Linked DNA regions of Homo sapiens: region 2 is linked to region 1. A link is a loop called in an ENCODE intact Hi-C map of the cell type or tissue named here. Cell type or tissue: PC-3. All regions are shown on one strand.

Evidence for each region. Peaks named below come from ENCODE experiments on the same cell type or tissue, not always from the same donor. Only the 100,000 strongest peaks of a DNase experiment are listed, where the experiment ranks them.
Region 2: it touches region 1 in a loop (8-fold over the local background); 2 of 110 quality-filtered maps call a loop at or near these places.

Annotation. Positions count from the first base shown.
Region 1 is chr5:40,499,386-40,507,385 of GRCh38, forward strand. No RefSeq gene overlaps it. Among named protein-coding and RNA genes, the nearest start is that of PTGER4, 180 kb to the right of the region's middle. In PC-3, a CTCF peak has its summit at 7,913 (motif pointing right); a DNase peak (open chromatin) is centred at 4,196; H3K27ac peaks cover 1,885 bases.
Region 2 is chr5:40,169,410-40,177,409 of GRCh38, forward strand. No RefSeq gene overlaps it. Among named protein-coding and RNA genes, the nearest start is that of LINC00604, 67 kb to the right of the region's middle. In PC-3, no CTCF peak of the experiment used is centred here; DNase peaks (open chromatin) are centred at 2,752 and 3,522; H3K27ac peaks cover 2,410 bases.

The DNA of each region.
Region 1 (8,000 bases):
CCAAAGCCACTACACCACCTCAGAACTAGAGAAAAGAAGTCCTCAGATTTCCTTTTGTTCCTGAGACCAGCACACTGAGGCTCTTTTACTTTCCCCTTGGCCACCATCCTGCTGAGAGCTGCAGGAGAGAATGTCTGTCTAGTGTCCCCATATCCCCCTGTCTGGCTATCAAATGTAAAGCCACCAGACCTGACATCCCTGTTGTCTATTAACCAGAAACCTGAGCTCCATCCCTAGTACTCTGTACATTTCCTACTCTGACCCACTTTCTTAATCATCCTGTACCTCCCAAACCCCTCCAGTGTTTCCTCTTGTCTGCCATCAGCAAACACTCTTGTTATGAGTTGAACTGCATCCCTCTCTCCGTTCATATGTTGACATCGTAACCCTCAGTACTTTAGAGTGTGACCTTATTGAGAAATAGGGCTGTTGCAGATGTAATTAGTTAGGATAAGGTCATACTGCAGTAGGATGGCCCTCTGATCCAATAGAACTAGTGTCCTTCTCAAACAGGCAAGTTTGGACAAAGACACACACACACATACACACAAAAACACCAAATGAAGATTGGAGTTATGCTGTGGCAAGCCAAGGAACTACCAGAAGTTAGGAGAAAGGCCTGGAACAGACCTCAGGGAAGCACAGCCCTGCTGGCATCTTGACTTTGGACTTTTGGCCTTCAGAACTGGAAGACAATAAATTTCTGTTGTTTTAAGCCACCCAGTTTGTAATACTTTGTTATACCTCCCCGGAAAAAGAATACAACCCATCTTTGAGCACTCCCTTCACCTGGCTCCCCACTAGTGGCACAGCTTCTCTTGCAGTCTTACTGAGGGAAGATTTCTTCTCCTTCCCCTTGGTACCTCAAAGCCTGGAGTTAGATCCCATTGCTCCTTCTAAACCATTTCTTCTCCCTGTGCTCAAAAGCCCAGATCCTTTGAAGTTTAAGCCATCATACTCTTTCTACTTGCTACTGGCATCTACAAAACTTGGTCACTCTTCATCACTTATTGATGACTTTGTCACCTGTTCTATAACTTCCTTTCTACCCCCACTCCTGGCAAAACGTTTAATGACATCAACTCTCTGGTGTCTTGGTTCCTCTACATTCTCATGTCCAAAAGTTGTTTCTTCCATTCCAGTTCAATCTCCTATTCCTTGTTGTCATCACCATTAACTGTACTAACTTCAGAATCTCAGCCTCCAGCTTCCCCCTCTCTGAACACCACGTTCTAATCTTTGAGCTCATTTACTCGGTACATAATCTCTCAAAATTCTCCACTTTCAGTTATGGAGACTTCCAATCAACTGAAAGGTAACTGACACCAAACATTTCCTCTTGAACACTTTTCTTATGTCTTATCTTCTTACCTAGTTTGAAGTCCACTCATCCTTAATTAGAATTACTTCCTTGGAAACACCTTTCACTCTCTCTCCATTTTTGTACCAGCACATCTACTTGGCAATGCTCCAACCCAGGTAGTACCCACCAATCTACCTATTCTGGGTTTCTACCTAAGAAATTAAACTTGCTGGACTAAAATATACAACTATGCCTTCAGATTTCCCTTTAAAGTCATGACTACGAAAGTATATTTACCAGCTGTCATCACTTCACACTTCTAGTAATAACCTCTCATTCCCTGAAAAGTTATAACACTGGATTGTCTTTCTTTCCATCGCTTTTCCTATGAGGTATTGGTGATTGTAATATTCAAATAACTAATCCATTTAATAGTATAGCATGTCAGTTTCTTGATTATCTCATTTTTGTTGACTTTGTCTTCATCTCTACCTCCAGTACCCACGTAAGTGACTATATCCTAGATCTTATTATTGATTGAGATCTGCAATCTCAATTTGAAGCCATTCTCTAATCTCTAACTTCCAATCTTCCCAGGTCATGTTCTCCCACATACTTACTCCAAAACTCTTTGGGCCCTACTGGGATATTCAGTCTATTAATCCTACCACCTACTTTTCTCCAATCCCTCCTTTTCTTCTTACCAAATGTAGATTCCAGGATCCATCATTTAACCACTCCTTCTACAGATCCTCAACTAGCTTGCTTCCTTTGTACCTGTCTGACAAAACGCCAACCTGCTAAAACCTAAATCTCTCCCTATATCTGCAGCTGAGCAGCCAAATGTGGCTAGACAAAAACACAACCATGCTGACTCTTCTTTCAAATATGACCTCAAGCTTCAAAAACGTTAATATTGCCCAGCAATTCTCTATATTCTTCTGGCTTTTCCACTCTTCAGACACCTCTTTTACATCTTTTTTTTTTTCCTGTCCCTAAACCTCTGCATTGGCTCTATTCTTACTCTCAGCTGAAATATTTGCCTCTTATTTTCCTAATCCAATCGAAGTATTTAGGAGATAATTCCCATATCCTACCTACTATAAGTTTATCAAACTACCTACATCTGTACCTTGTCTCCTGTTGCAATGGATGAACTGTCCCTGCTCCTATCTAAAGCCAACCCCTCCTTTTATTATCTAGATTCCATCCCATTATCTTCACTCAGACTTTGCTCCTACAATTATCCCCTCTCTTAATTGCAACACAAGTTTTCACATTGATATACAAATTGCTCCCATATTTAAAATACCCTGCTTGATTTCTTTCTAGCACCTGGCCCATTTTTCTATTCTTCTTTGTAGCAAAACTCCTCAGAGAGGATGCCTGTGATAGCTGGGTTCCTATTCTCAACACTTCTAGTCAGGATATTGATTCAAGATTTCACTAAGCTCACTCACATCATCAGCTCCAGTCATCAATGGTTGGTCCCCACACTTTTCCAACCCTCAGCAGTACTGAGTAGAGTTAATCATATCCTTAAAACATTTTTTCCCTTGGTTCCGAGGGCGTTGCACCTTATTGTTTTACAGCCTACGTTGCAGGCTGCTCCCTTTCCAATCTCTTTGCAGGATGCTCCTTCTCTTCTTAACACAAAGTTGTGTTAAGATTAGGGCAGCTATTCCCCAGGTGCCCTAATCTAGTCCAATAGCTTAATACTCTGTCTGTATGATGATGACTCCTGAAGTAGCAACCCTGATCACTCACTTAAACATTAGATATGCACGTCCAGTCACTTACAGGACACCTCTTAGTAGGCTCCAAACCCAACTCTTGATTCCTACTCTGCAGCCTCTAAAATGTCTCCTTCCTTTGTCTCTCAGTAAGTGAGCAACTACCCCATTTCTAACCCATTAATCCAGCCAGACACCTAAGGTTAGTGTTCGATGTTTTCCCTTTCTCAGACTCTCTACATTCAATCCATCAGCAAGACTGATTCACAGTACTATCTCAACACATACGTATGGAATAGATGAATACATGAATAAATAAGCAAGTGTATACAACTGTCCTGTGCCAGGAGCAGAAACTAGGAAAAACTATCCATCCCTTACAGTCCAAAGATTCAAATAACAGCATTCATTCTTAACATGGCTTTTTAATAACTAATGAGAAAATGAAACCCGTAATAAAGTCATATGCCAAGATTCATAGCAAGAGTCCTCACTTCTCAAATTTGATCACTTCCCCTTAATTTACTGGCACAGCCTGCCCAGTGTTGCTATTTTGGGGGATCCGATTTCTCTTCTGCTAACCAGTTTAAATAAGTCCTAAAATTATGCGTTTTAAGTTATTGCTCTCCAAATATAATTTCTAAACTTCTATAATATATTAATTGCCAGCCATTGATAACTACTCAGGTAAAAATCTGGAGAACAAAACTAATTAAACCAACTTTCTAGATTAAAGGAGCGATAGTTCTGGTGTACTAGAGATGAAAAACAATTAACCATATCAAATTATCTGTGGGAACAACCTCTGAGAGTTGTGTTTTTTACAACTTAATATTTTAATCCAATATTTTCTATTTGCTTTTCAACCCCAAATTCAATTTGAAATGTAAATAGTTAATGTTTTTAGGAATGGGAAACATTAATTCACTTATTTTCTGGTACACAAAGAACATTAGTGCCTATAAAAATGACTTGGGTCATTGCTTTTTCAATAAAAGAGCAAAAATTTGAGCCAGGGTTGACTCACATATCCATTAGCATCTTAGGTTTATTGACTGTCATCCCATTCCTTTCAAACGCTTTTGAATTCAGAGAGTACTCACCAGACAATAAGTATACAAATCACTCACTTTAATAAAATTTTGTTGAATACCTAGATTGTAAGTTTATTCCTCACACTAAGAAGTCAGTCAGTCATGAGACAGACAGTCAATCCTGACGAGGCCCCACCACAACACACTCAGTGGTTATAAAGGGCAACAGGAAAGCAGAAAGCACAGCCTAACACCACTCATGGAAAATTTTATAGCACATGCACTCTTTGCAGGAAGTCAATGTAAATGCTATGTAAATACTGTATTGTTTATTGTAATACTGTAAATACTGTAATACTGTATTGCTTTTAATTTGTATTATTTTTATTGTTATGTTATTCATTTTTATCAACAGTTTTTTGACTGTGGAGGTGGAACTTTTGGATACAAAATGCTGATTATATGCTGAGAAAGGATAAAGAAGGAAATGTCTTAAATAGAAGAAAACATAAGAAGATAGAAACTGCAGAGGACAGAGGACCACTGTATGCCCTGAAGACATCACTAAAGTGGCACATGAAGCACACTTTTGAACACTCAGGAAGAAATTCCTGACAATCAATGGACACAGAAAAACATTATTAAGTAAAACTTGTGGTGACTCTTTTGCTAGGCAGTGGGGCATAGTGGTTAAAAATTTGGGACTTGGGAGCCATTTCCAAAAAGAAAAAAAAATAATGAACAAAAAAGTTCGTGGAGCTGCTTCCTGCGGAAATCATGAAAAATGCCATTGAAAGTCAAAGCCCTGCACTAATAACTAATTATTTGTCCTTGAACAAGTTATTTGTGAATACAGAACCCATAGATACGAAAGGCCAACTGTACTTATTGAAAACAATCCAGGTATAACTAGACCCGCACAGTTCAAACCCATGTTGTTCAAGGGTCAACTGTATAATTCACTTAATCCCTAGAGCAACTGTAAGAGCTAGATACGATTGTTATCCTTGTTTTGTAGGAGAGGAAAGTGAGGCACAGAAGTGTGGTTCAAGGACCAGAAGCATCTGCATCACTTGGGAGTTTGTGAGAAATGCATAATCTTAAGGCCCACCTCAGATTGCTAAATTGGAATCTGCTTTTTAATAAAATTAGCAGATTCCTACAAATATTAAAGTATCAGAAGCACCTGGCTAAAACCATCTTCCCAAAAGTGGTGGAAGGGGATTTCAAGCCTTACAGGTCTCACTCTACACTGTACTGTATAAGCCTCTTTGCATTAGAAAATTAATGTAAAGTGCCTAGCATATTATAAGTAATAAACATTGTCCATCATTATAATATTTTAGGAATAGTTTGTACATATTTCTACCTGGAAGTAAAACTATTTATTTATTTGTTTATTTATTTATTTATTTATTTATTTCAAACTAAAATTTAAAAAGCTGAAATTATCACCAAACACTTAGCATTGACAGGAATTCGAATTGCAGAATTATAGAACATCAACACTTAAAGGGAACAGTAAGATCTAAGAATTCAAATCTCTTGTTTCATTTCTGTGGAAATTTGTGCTAAAAGAGATATGAAGTTAATGTGACGAAAGTCAGCCAGCAAATTAGGGGCATAGGAAGGACTTAAACTTGGGTCTTGGTAGCTAGGTCTGCAATCATGCAATTATTACTGACTTCTCTTCATTCCCTGCCACTGCATAGGTCAAAAAAGGCAATTGGATAAGTAAGCAATTCGCAGATCCAAGTGGTTTCACATTACTGTTTAAAGCGCTCTCCCGACCACAGAGGCTACTTGTGATGTCTATGAATATAAAATATCTTCATAATGTGTTTTTTCAGAAATCAGCTGTTTACTGGTTCTGTAGTAGATTCTCTCCTGGGTATTTCCTTAGCATTTGGCTAGAACATTGGTGCAAAATTGATGTGGTATAATATTGTAAACTTTGGGCAATAGTGTAACCTCTCCCAACAATCCTTTTTTCTATCCAACATTAATTCTTATCATTCTATCCATCTTCATAGGAAATTTTTTAAGTAACAATGTTTTAGTCTTCTCTAAATTACAGCATATTTTTCCCTGCCCTCAAGAGTCCCCATCTTATAAATGTTTGCCTTTCGGTTAGTCCAGCCAAATTTTATTTTTTTGCCTGCCACCTGCATTCTAATAGTCCTTTTGCCTCTTATGCACCTACTCTTGACCATTCATTTCTCCTCTTATCTCTACAGTGTTCCAAGATAATTATGCAAAGTATATTCAGATCACTCCTTCAGCAGGCTACTGCATTCTTTCTTCAAATTGCTCAAAATACATTTCTCCCAAAAAGTATTTTCTTTACTTGTTGAGAATAACCAGGAATTGATTCATATTAGGCATTTTATTCATCTTTACTATGTAATCAGCAATAGAAATCTGATAGGCATGATCCCTGACTTCATCTTCTACGCAATATTCTATGTATATATACCAGCTTGCCTTTAGCCTTATTACTGAGTTTTAATTTTGATACTGTGATAGTTAACTACATGTGTCAACTTAACTGGGCCACAAGATGCCCTGATATTTTAAACAGTATTCTGGTTGTGTCTGTGAGCATGTTTCCAGATGAGATTAACATTTGAATCAGTAGATTCCCCTCCCCAATGTGGTCGGGTGTTATCCAAGCCTTTGAAAGGCTGAATAGACCAAAAAAAAAGAATAAATGAGAATTCACTGTCTCTGACTGTTTTAGAGCTGAACATTGACCCTCTCCTATACTCAGACTGGGACTTATGCCATCAATTCTTCTGGTTCTCAGGATTTGGACTGGAACTACACTACCAGCTCTCCTGGGTCTCCAATTTGCAGATGGCAGATATCATGGGACTTCTTAGCCTATGCCTTATAATAAATTGTGTGTGTGTGTGTGCGTGTGTGTGTGATACATATATATATATATATATATATATATATATATATATATATATATATATATATATGAGGTATGTGTGTTTGTGTGTGTGTCCGTCCTATTGGTTCTGTTCCTCTGGAACAGATCAGACTATTAGAGATAGATTATGTGCCTTCACCTACTCACTGTTCCTGCTTTCCTTCCATGTGCTCACTGTTCCCTGTGAATGGCTCAGGATTTGCTATGGGAAGTAATTTTGCCTTCCTATGAAAAGTAGATAAAGATTCAGATCCACCCTTTCTAAGTTGTAAGTATTTTTACTTTACGTGAACTTCCTTTAATGATTTAAACAAGAAGTGGAAAGCTTAATGTATGCTCAACTTTTTAAAAACTTAACAGAAAAAAATTGGAACACTATTGACCAAAACTTTTAGCACTTTGGTTATCTAACGGTGTTTCCATTATGGGCGATGTTAATTTATTTATCTTTGCTTTTCTATATATTTCAAGATTAATCAAACAGTATATTAATACTAATTTCGAAAAGACCAAAATCATTAAAAAAACAGATCGTTTTGATTCATACTGTCCTCTAGTTGGTAATCCCCAACAAATCAGCACAAATATCACACCAAAATTAGAACAAAAATTTGTTAACAATAAAAAAGATAAAAACCCAGCAAATCTACACCAATTAAAAATAGATGATCACAAGGAAGAATAAACTAGTTTAAGATAAACCTACATAGGCTACTCACAGCACATTCCACCTTATATCATGAAACAGAAATCACCAAAAACCAAAAGATAAGATCTTTGCCGTTTCTCTCCATATGTCCTCAGATTCAAAGATCCAAGAAGTTACAACTGAAGAACAAGGTAGGGTTTCCTTTCTACCTTCTGTATTCTACTCTGTGAAGAAAGTAGTAACTATGCCCATTTACCATTTCCACCACCAGATGGTATAATCATCTACAAAAAAGAAAAAAAAACTCATTTAATTCAAAGAGTGAGAATTATATAAGGTACAT
Region 2 (8,000 bases), 330 kb before region 1:
GAATATAGACACAAAAATTCTCAACAAAATACTAGTAAACTGAATACAGCAGCACGTGAAAAACTTAATTCACCACAGTCAAGTAGGCTTTATTCCTGGGATGCAAGCTTGGTTCAATATGCACAAATCAACAAACGTGATTTACCACATAAAGAGAATTGAAAACAAAAAACACATAATCATCTAAATAGATACAGAAAAAGTGCTTGATAAAATCCAACATTCTTTCATGATAAAAGCTCTCAACAAACTAGGCATTGAAGAAACGTAACTCGAAACAGTAAGAGACATCTATTACAAACCCACAGCTAACATCATACTCAATGGGCAGAAGCTGAAAGCATTCCCCTTAAGAACCAGAACAAGACAAGTATACAGACTCTCGCCCCTCCTATTTAATATAGTGCTGAAAGTCCTGGAAAGAGCAATCAGGCAAGAGAAAGAAAGAAAATACCTCCAAATTGGGGAAAAAAGAAGTTATCTCTCTTCCATGACAAGATGGTTCTATACTTGGAAAACTGTGAAGGCTCCATCAAAAGGCTGCTAGAACAGTAAATAACTTTCATAAAGTTTCAGGATACAAAATCAATGTGCAAAAATCAGTAGCATTTCTATACAGCAATACACTAAAGCCAAGAACCAAATCAAGAACACAGCCCCATTTACAATAGACACACAGACACAGACACACACACACACACACACACACACACACACACAACCTACAAATACATCTAACCAAGGAGGCGAAAGATCTCTACAGGGAGACCTATAAAACACTGCTCAAAGAAATCAGAGAAGGCACAGATGGAAAAACAGTTCATGGTCATGGATTGGAAGAATCAACATCATTAAAATAGCCTGACTGCCCAAAGCTATTTGCAGATTCACTGCTATTCCTCTCAAACTACCAACATCATTTCTCACAGAATTAGAAAAAAAAAAATCTGTTCCAAAATTCATATGGAACAACCAAAAAAAGAGCCCAAATAGCCAAAGCAATCCCAAGCAAAAAGAACAAAGTTGAGGAGGCAGCACATTACCCAACTTCAAACTATACTACAAAGTTACCATAACCAAAACAGCATGGTACTGGTACAAAAACAGACACATAGACTGATGGAAAAGAATAGAAAACCCAGAAATAAAGCCATACACCTACAACTAGCTGACCTTTGACAAAGTAAACAAAAATAAGCAATGGTAAAAGGACTCCCTATTCACTACATGATGCTGGGATAACTAGCTAGCCATATGCAAAAGAATGAACCTGGACCCCTACCAACCACCACACATAAAAATTAACTTAAGGTGGATTAAAGACTTAACCGTATGACCTCACACTGTAAAAGTCCTAGAAGAATGCCTAAGAAATACTCTTCTAGACATCTGCTTTGGCAAAGAATTTATGACTAAGTCCCAAAAAGCAATTCCAACAAAAACAAAAATTGACGAGTAGCACGTAATTAAACTAATGAACTTCTGCATAGAAAGAGAAACTGTCAACACAGTGAACAGACCACTTATAGAACAGGAGAAAATATTCACAAACTATGCATCTGACAAAAGTCTAATATATCCAGAATCTGTAGGGAGCATAAATAACTCAACAAAGACAAAACAAATAATTGTCTGTTATTGGTGTATAACAGACAATTAAAAAAATGGCAAAGAACATGAACAAACACTTCCCAAAAGAAGACACAGAAGTGGCCAACAATCATATGAAAAAAAATACGCCATATCACTAATCATCAGAGAAATGCAAATCAAAACCATGAGATACTATCTATCTCACACTAGTCAAAATGGCTTTTGTTAAAAAGTCAAAAAATAACAGAAGTTGTTGAGGTTGTGGAGAAAAGGGAATGCCTATACACTGTTGGTGGGAATGTAAATGAGTTCACCCACTGTGAAAAGCAGTTTGGAGGTTTCTCAAAGAACTAAAAGTAGAACTACAATTTGACTGAGCAATTCTTTTTCTGAGTATATGCCCAAAAGAAAATAAATTATTGTTCCAAAATTACACATGTACTCGTTCATCACAGCACTATTCACAATAGCAAAGACATGGAATCAACCTAGGTGCCCATTAATGGTATATTGGATTTAAAACATGTGGTGCATATACACCATGGAACACTACACAGCTATAAAAAAGAACAAAATCATGTCTTTTGTAACAACGCAGATGCATGTGGGGGCCATTATCCTAAGTGAATTACTGCAGAAACAGATAACCAGTTTCCACATGTTTTCACTTATAAGTGGGAACTAAACATTGAGCACGCAGGGACTAAAGATGGGAATGATAGACACTGGAGACTAATAGAGAGGGAAGAGAGGAAGGTGAGTAGGGGTTGAAAAACTACCACAGTACCCTACCTATTGGGTACTATGCTCACTACCTGGGTGACAGAATCAATCATACCCCAAACCTCAGCGTCATGCAATATGCTACACATGTACCAAACCTGCACATGTACCCCTGAATCTAAAATAAAATCTGATTTTTTTAAAAAAGAATAGACTAAAAGAGAGAAAATTATCTTTATAGGATAACAACTTTATCTTTTACATATCCTTTTTACAATATGCTATAAAATAAAAACTCAGTAATTGGATATCTCTATAAAACCAACAAAATAACTGATTGAAAGTACGAGTTCTTCTTCACCAACACTTGTAGGTGATCCATGTCAGGAGAAATAAAGAATGTAATTGACTCAGGGAATGGTGACTAATAATTCAACAGGATGTAATAGAGGAAAGTCTCATCGCTTCATGACTAAGCCTCTTGATTTACTAATAGAGACTGGACTATGAAAAAATAGCAGATTCCCCTTAACTGGACAGGGAAAAAAAGATAATTCTTAGTTGATTATATTTCTTGATCTATTTATTTCTTCTAAGAAATGCTCATTTTTTCATTGACTAACTTTTATAAGCAATCAATATGATAAAAAAACAGTTACCTTACTTCATTTTTTGCAACTTTTTTTCATCTGCTATAAATGCTATAAATGAATTCTGAAGAGTGTGGGGTAACTAATACTCCATGGGTATTATGTAAAATGAGTTTCTAAATAATGAGATAATAACAAATGGGTCAAAAAATAATCAAAGGATCACAATAAGGGTAAAGACAGATTAGCCTTCAATATCAGCATCCTCAAAATGTAAAATGAAGCAAAATAATTAAGACTCCTTATAATAGAATTTTATTTTGCTGTGATTTTCCTTCACACTTTTGTGGTCTTTATTTAATACCTGTTGATGTGGACTAAAGAACCAAAATTGACAAGACTAACTGCAAATAAAGACATTGGTATGTGTATGAGATTTACACCATTTCAATAGCTTGCCAGAGAATTTCCATTCTAAAGTCCTAAGATGAATGCCTAATCTGACCAGGCATCTTGTAGATGTAGTCTTCACCCAGGTGCTTGTCAGAATGGAATTCCATGTAATGGAGGCAAATTACTACTGTTTACAAATATGACCAGGAGGAAAGAACTGGGATGAGTCATTACAACCTATCACCTCTATAAGAATAAAGTACTCAATGCCTTCAAAAATAGCTTAGAGAAGAGAGATTGCATTGTGAGATTTGGATGTGGGACCTTTAAAGGTAGAAGCAGGAAGTGTAATATTTAACTCCCAGTCCTTCCCTTAGTCCTCCAATAGAGGCTTAATTCAAATTCTGGGAAAGGGAAAGTGGTTGTTAAGGATTTTCCTAACTCAAAACATGTAGGCTTTAGAAGGCCCTGTCTGTTGGTCAAAATAGGTTCTTGCCAGGTCATAATCTATTTGTTTATTTGATAAGTTTTTATTGGGTGGCCTGTAGTGCCAGTTACTGTGCCAAGTAATAGAAATACAAAGATAAATGAGGCAGAGTTCTTGTCCTTAAGGAATCTGTATCAAAGTCAAGGAGCCACATAAGCAAGACACTGACGACACAGTGAAATGGGTGCTGATTTGTTCCAACTGAGGGCAAAGGGAGAGGTCAAGGAAGCTCTCCTTGAAAAGTAACCTAGGAAAGAAATTTTGGAAGGTAGCAAAAAAAGGACATATTAGCAAATTGCTCCAGATACATGAAGAAGATGTTCAAAGTGTGTAAAGAAAGCACAGCAAAGACTTGTGGAATTAATAATGGTTGAATTGTTGGAGTAATCAAGGGCTATATTGTGAGAGCTCTTATGTGCCAGGCAGTTTGAAGGAAGGCTTTGAGGAACAATTAAAGAATGGTAATCAGGAAGTGTTTTAGAAAGTTTATTCCATATTAGTGAGAGAAGAGAGACAGACCCTCTCAAATTGTTTTATATTGTTTTATACTGAGAAAAGGAAAGAGAAACGACACTAAAGGCAAGTAGCCCGGCGCCTAGGATCCAGACCTGAAACCAAGGAACCAGACCAGAAACTAGGCCTGGGCCTGCCTGACCTAAGCCTGGTAGTTAAAATTCGACCCCTGACCTAGCAACTGATGTTATCTATAGATTCCAGACATTGTATAGAAAGACATTGTGAAACTTCCCAGTCTGTTCTGCTTCACTCTGACCACTGGTGCATGCAGCCCCTGTCACGTACCACCTGCTTGCTCAATCGATCACGACCCTCTCATGTGGACCCCCTTAGAGTTGTGAGCCCTTAAAAGGGACAGGAATTGCTCACTGGGGGAGCTCGGCTCTTGAGACAGGAGTCTTGCCGATGCTCCTGGCCGAATAAACCCCTTCCTTCTTTAACTCGGTGTCTGAGGAGTTTTGTCAGCAGCTCGTCCTGCTACATTAGGGTGGAGTCAACCATAGACTAAAAACATTTACAAGGTAGAACAAAAGTCAAGGTAGTCTTGATTGGGAAAAAAAGTCTTGAGTGTGAAAAATATTAATGATGTTGAATTAAAATTCTGCTGCAGAGGGGTATCCTCTATTTTGTGTCCTGATTTCCAAAATTCAAGAAGCTCCTACTATTTCTTACCTCCTGAAGACTTCTAAAATGTCTCTCTTTCCTGCTTGCATGGTAGTGTCCCAAGGCATGATATTTTTCTCTCAAGACTTGACCCAGAATTCATCTAAACATATAAAGTATATTAAATAACAAATTTATTTTCAACAATACATGCTTCAAATAAATATCTAATGAGATACATTATTCTCATCGGTTTGTAAACTCAGAATTATAAATGCTCTCTTCAGAATTCCTCAAAATTAAAAATATCAAGCAACTTTGACAATATGGAATGTTTCCTTCTCATTTCTTAACTGCTGATTTCTATACTCTAGAAAAGCAAGCATATCAATATGTTCTCTGATTCATAATCATGCCCTATCTTATTTTTTCTCAATATGACCTAATTCTGACATTATCTTACTCTAATTCTTTGTCAGTTTTTCTCACTCATCACTTGCCTACTGTTGGCACCAAAACCTCGTATCTGTCTACTATGCTGTAACTCATCTCTTCAATTGCCGTTCATCTTCTCAAGACTGTTCACAAACTACATCATCATATATACATGTGTGATTGTGTATATGTACAAAGCCAGCCTTGATATCCAATCATCATACTATCTAATATCATAGACATGAAGTTACTCATTTACTAGCAAGACCTGGGGCCCTTAAGTCACCTTGATATTAAGATTCTCACCCAAGACACTACATTCTATTCATAGAAACAGATATTCCATCATATTCAGCTATGGTATGAAAGAGAAAAATCAGACTCTGAACAGTTACCACACATGGAACAAAAGACTTACCTTCATAGGATACCATATAGCCAACTCTAACAATGCTGGCAGTAAAGACTCAACCCTTGCCTGATATCTAATCTTTTAATAATTACATATATGTGCCTTGGTCTTTTGCTTTTTACCTTGTTGCTTTTCACTTTTACCTCATCATCACTACTTCCAGTCTTCTGCAATTTCTTGATACGAAGTTTGTTTTCCTGACTTTCCCTCAGCTTCCATGTTAAGTCATGGAATTTTATTTAATGTCTTCCTCAACTTAGTTACCACCCAGTTCTTCTAGTCATACAATCTGGATAGCCATAGCCCTGATGATCTATTCATTCTTAAAATAAAACTGAGTTCCTCCCTGTACCCTCATTTACTCCACAGAAACTGATGATTTGGACACTCCAACAATTTGTTTGTGTACATATACCAAAAACAATCAGTATGAGATGTTGTAATATCTTAATTCATTGTTCTATTACCTCATAAAAGGGGAGTAACCTCAATATTTAGGTGGATTTATACACTTTGGTTTGTTTGAATTGCTTTGGTTTGGTTTTTATCAGCATTCTCAAAGTCTTTGATTTCTGGTGTTTGTCAACTCTATAATTAATTTTAGTGTATACTAAGCTCTGAAATAATGTTAGCAAATCATTTCCATAAATAATTTATTATTTTTCTAATACATTAGAAGCTATGTAATGATGATTATCTTAATAAAAAATCCCACAAAAAGAATTTTCTACTCAAGTGTAAATTCCTAAAATTTACTATATCTACTTAAGTATAATATTCCTAATTTTCTGTAGCAGATGCATATTGTGCCCTTAATACAGTTACAGTTTTAGTCATGACGCACACTTACACATGGAATCAATTTCAATATCAACTATCCTTATTTGGATAGTACATGTGTGCTCATGCTGTACAAGTTTTTATTCTCCCCTCAGAAGAAAAGTGCAGATAAGATTATCATCTCATAATCTCAACATAAGCAGTACAGAGGAGAAATGACCAATTCCATATAATTATAAATTATAAGTGATTCATAGTACAGGTGTACCTTGGAGATACTGTAGATTTGGTTCCAGACCACCACAATAAAGTGAATAAAGTGAGCCACACTTTTTTTTTTGGTTTTGTAGTGCATATAAAAATTATACTTACACTATTGTCTAATAAATGTGTAATAAGACTATGTCTAAAAATTCACATATCTTAATTAAAAATACTTTATTTCCAAAAAATGCTAACAATTATATAAGCCTTCAGTAAGTTGTCATCTTTTTGCAGGTATAGGGACTTGCCACGATATTGATGGCTGCTGATGGATCAGGGTGATGGTAGCTAAAAGTTTGGGTGGTTGTGGCAATTTCTTAAAATAAGACAACAGTGAACTTCACTGCATCTATTGATCCTTCCTTTCATGAAAGATTTTTTGTAGCATGTGATGCTATCTGATAGCAGCATTTCACCTACTGTTTCAAAACTGGAGTTAATCTTCTCAAATCCTGCCACTGCTTGATCAACTAATTTTTTGATGTCCTTTCAACAATGTTCATAAGATCTTCACAAGAAGTAGATTCCATCTCAAGAAACCACTTTATTTATTCATCCATAAGAAACAACTCCTTATCTGTTCAAGTTTTATCATGAGATTGTAGCAATTTGGTCACATCTGCAGACCCCACTTATAATTCTCTTGTAATTTCCACCACATCTGCAATTACTTCCTCCACGGAAGTCTTGAACCCTTCAAAGTCATCTATGAGGGTTAGAATCAACTTCTTCCAAACTCCTGTTAATGTTGACATTTTGACCTCCTCCCATTAATCATGAATGTTCTTAATGGCATCTAGAATGGTGAATCCTTCACAGAAGGTTTTCAATTTACTTTGCCCAGATCCATCAGAGAAACCACTTTCTATGATAGCTACAGCCTTACAAAAAGTATTTCTTAAATAATAAGACTTGAAAGTTGAAATTACCCCTTGATCCATGAGAATTGGCAGGCACAAAAACAACATTAATTTTCATGTCCATCTCCATCAGAGCTCTTGGATGACCAGATGCATTGTCAATGAGCAGTGATATTTGAAAATGAATCTTTTTTTACTGAGCAGTAGGTCTCAACAGTGGGCTTAAAATATTCAACAGATCAAGCTATAATCAGATGTGCTGCCATCTGGGTTTCGTGATTTCATTTACAGTGCATAGGAAAAGAAGATTTAGCATAATTCTTAAGGAGCCTACAATTTTCAGA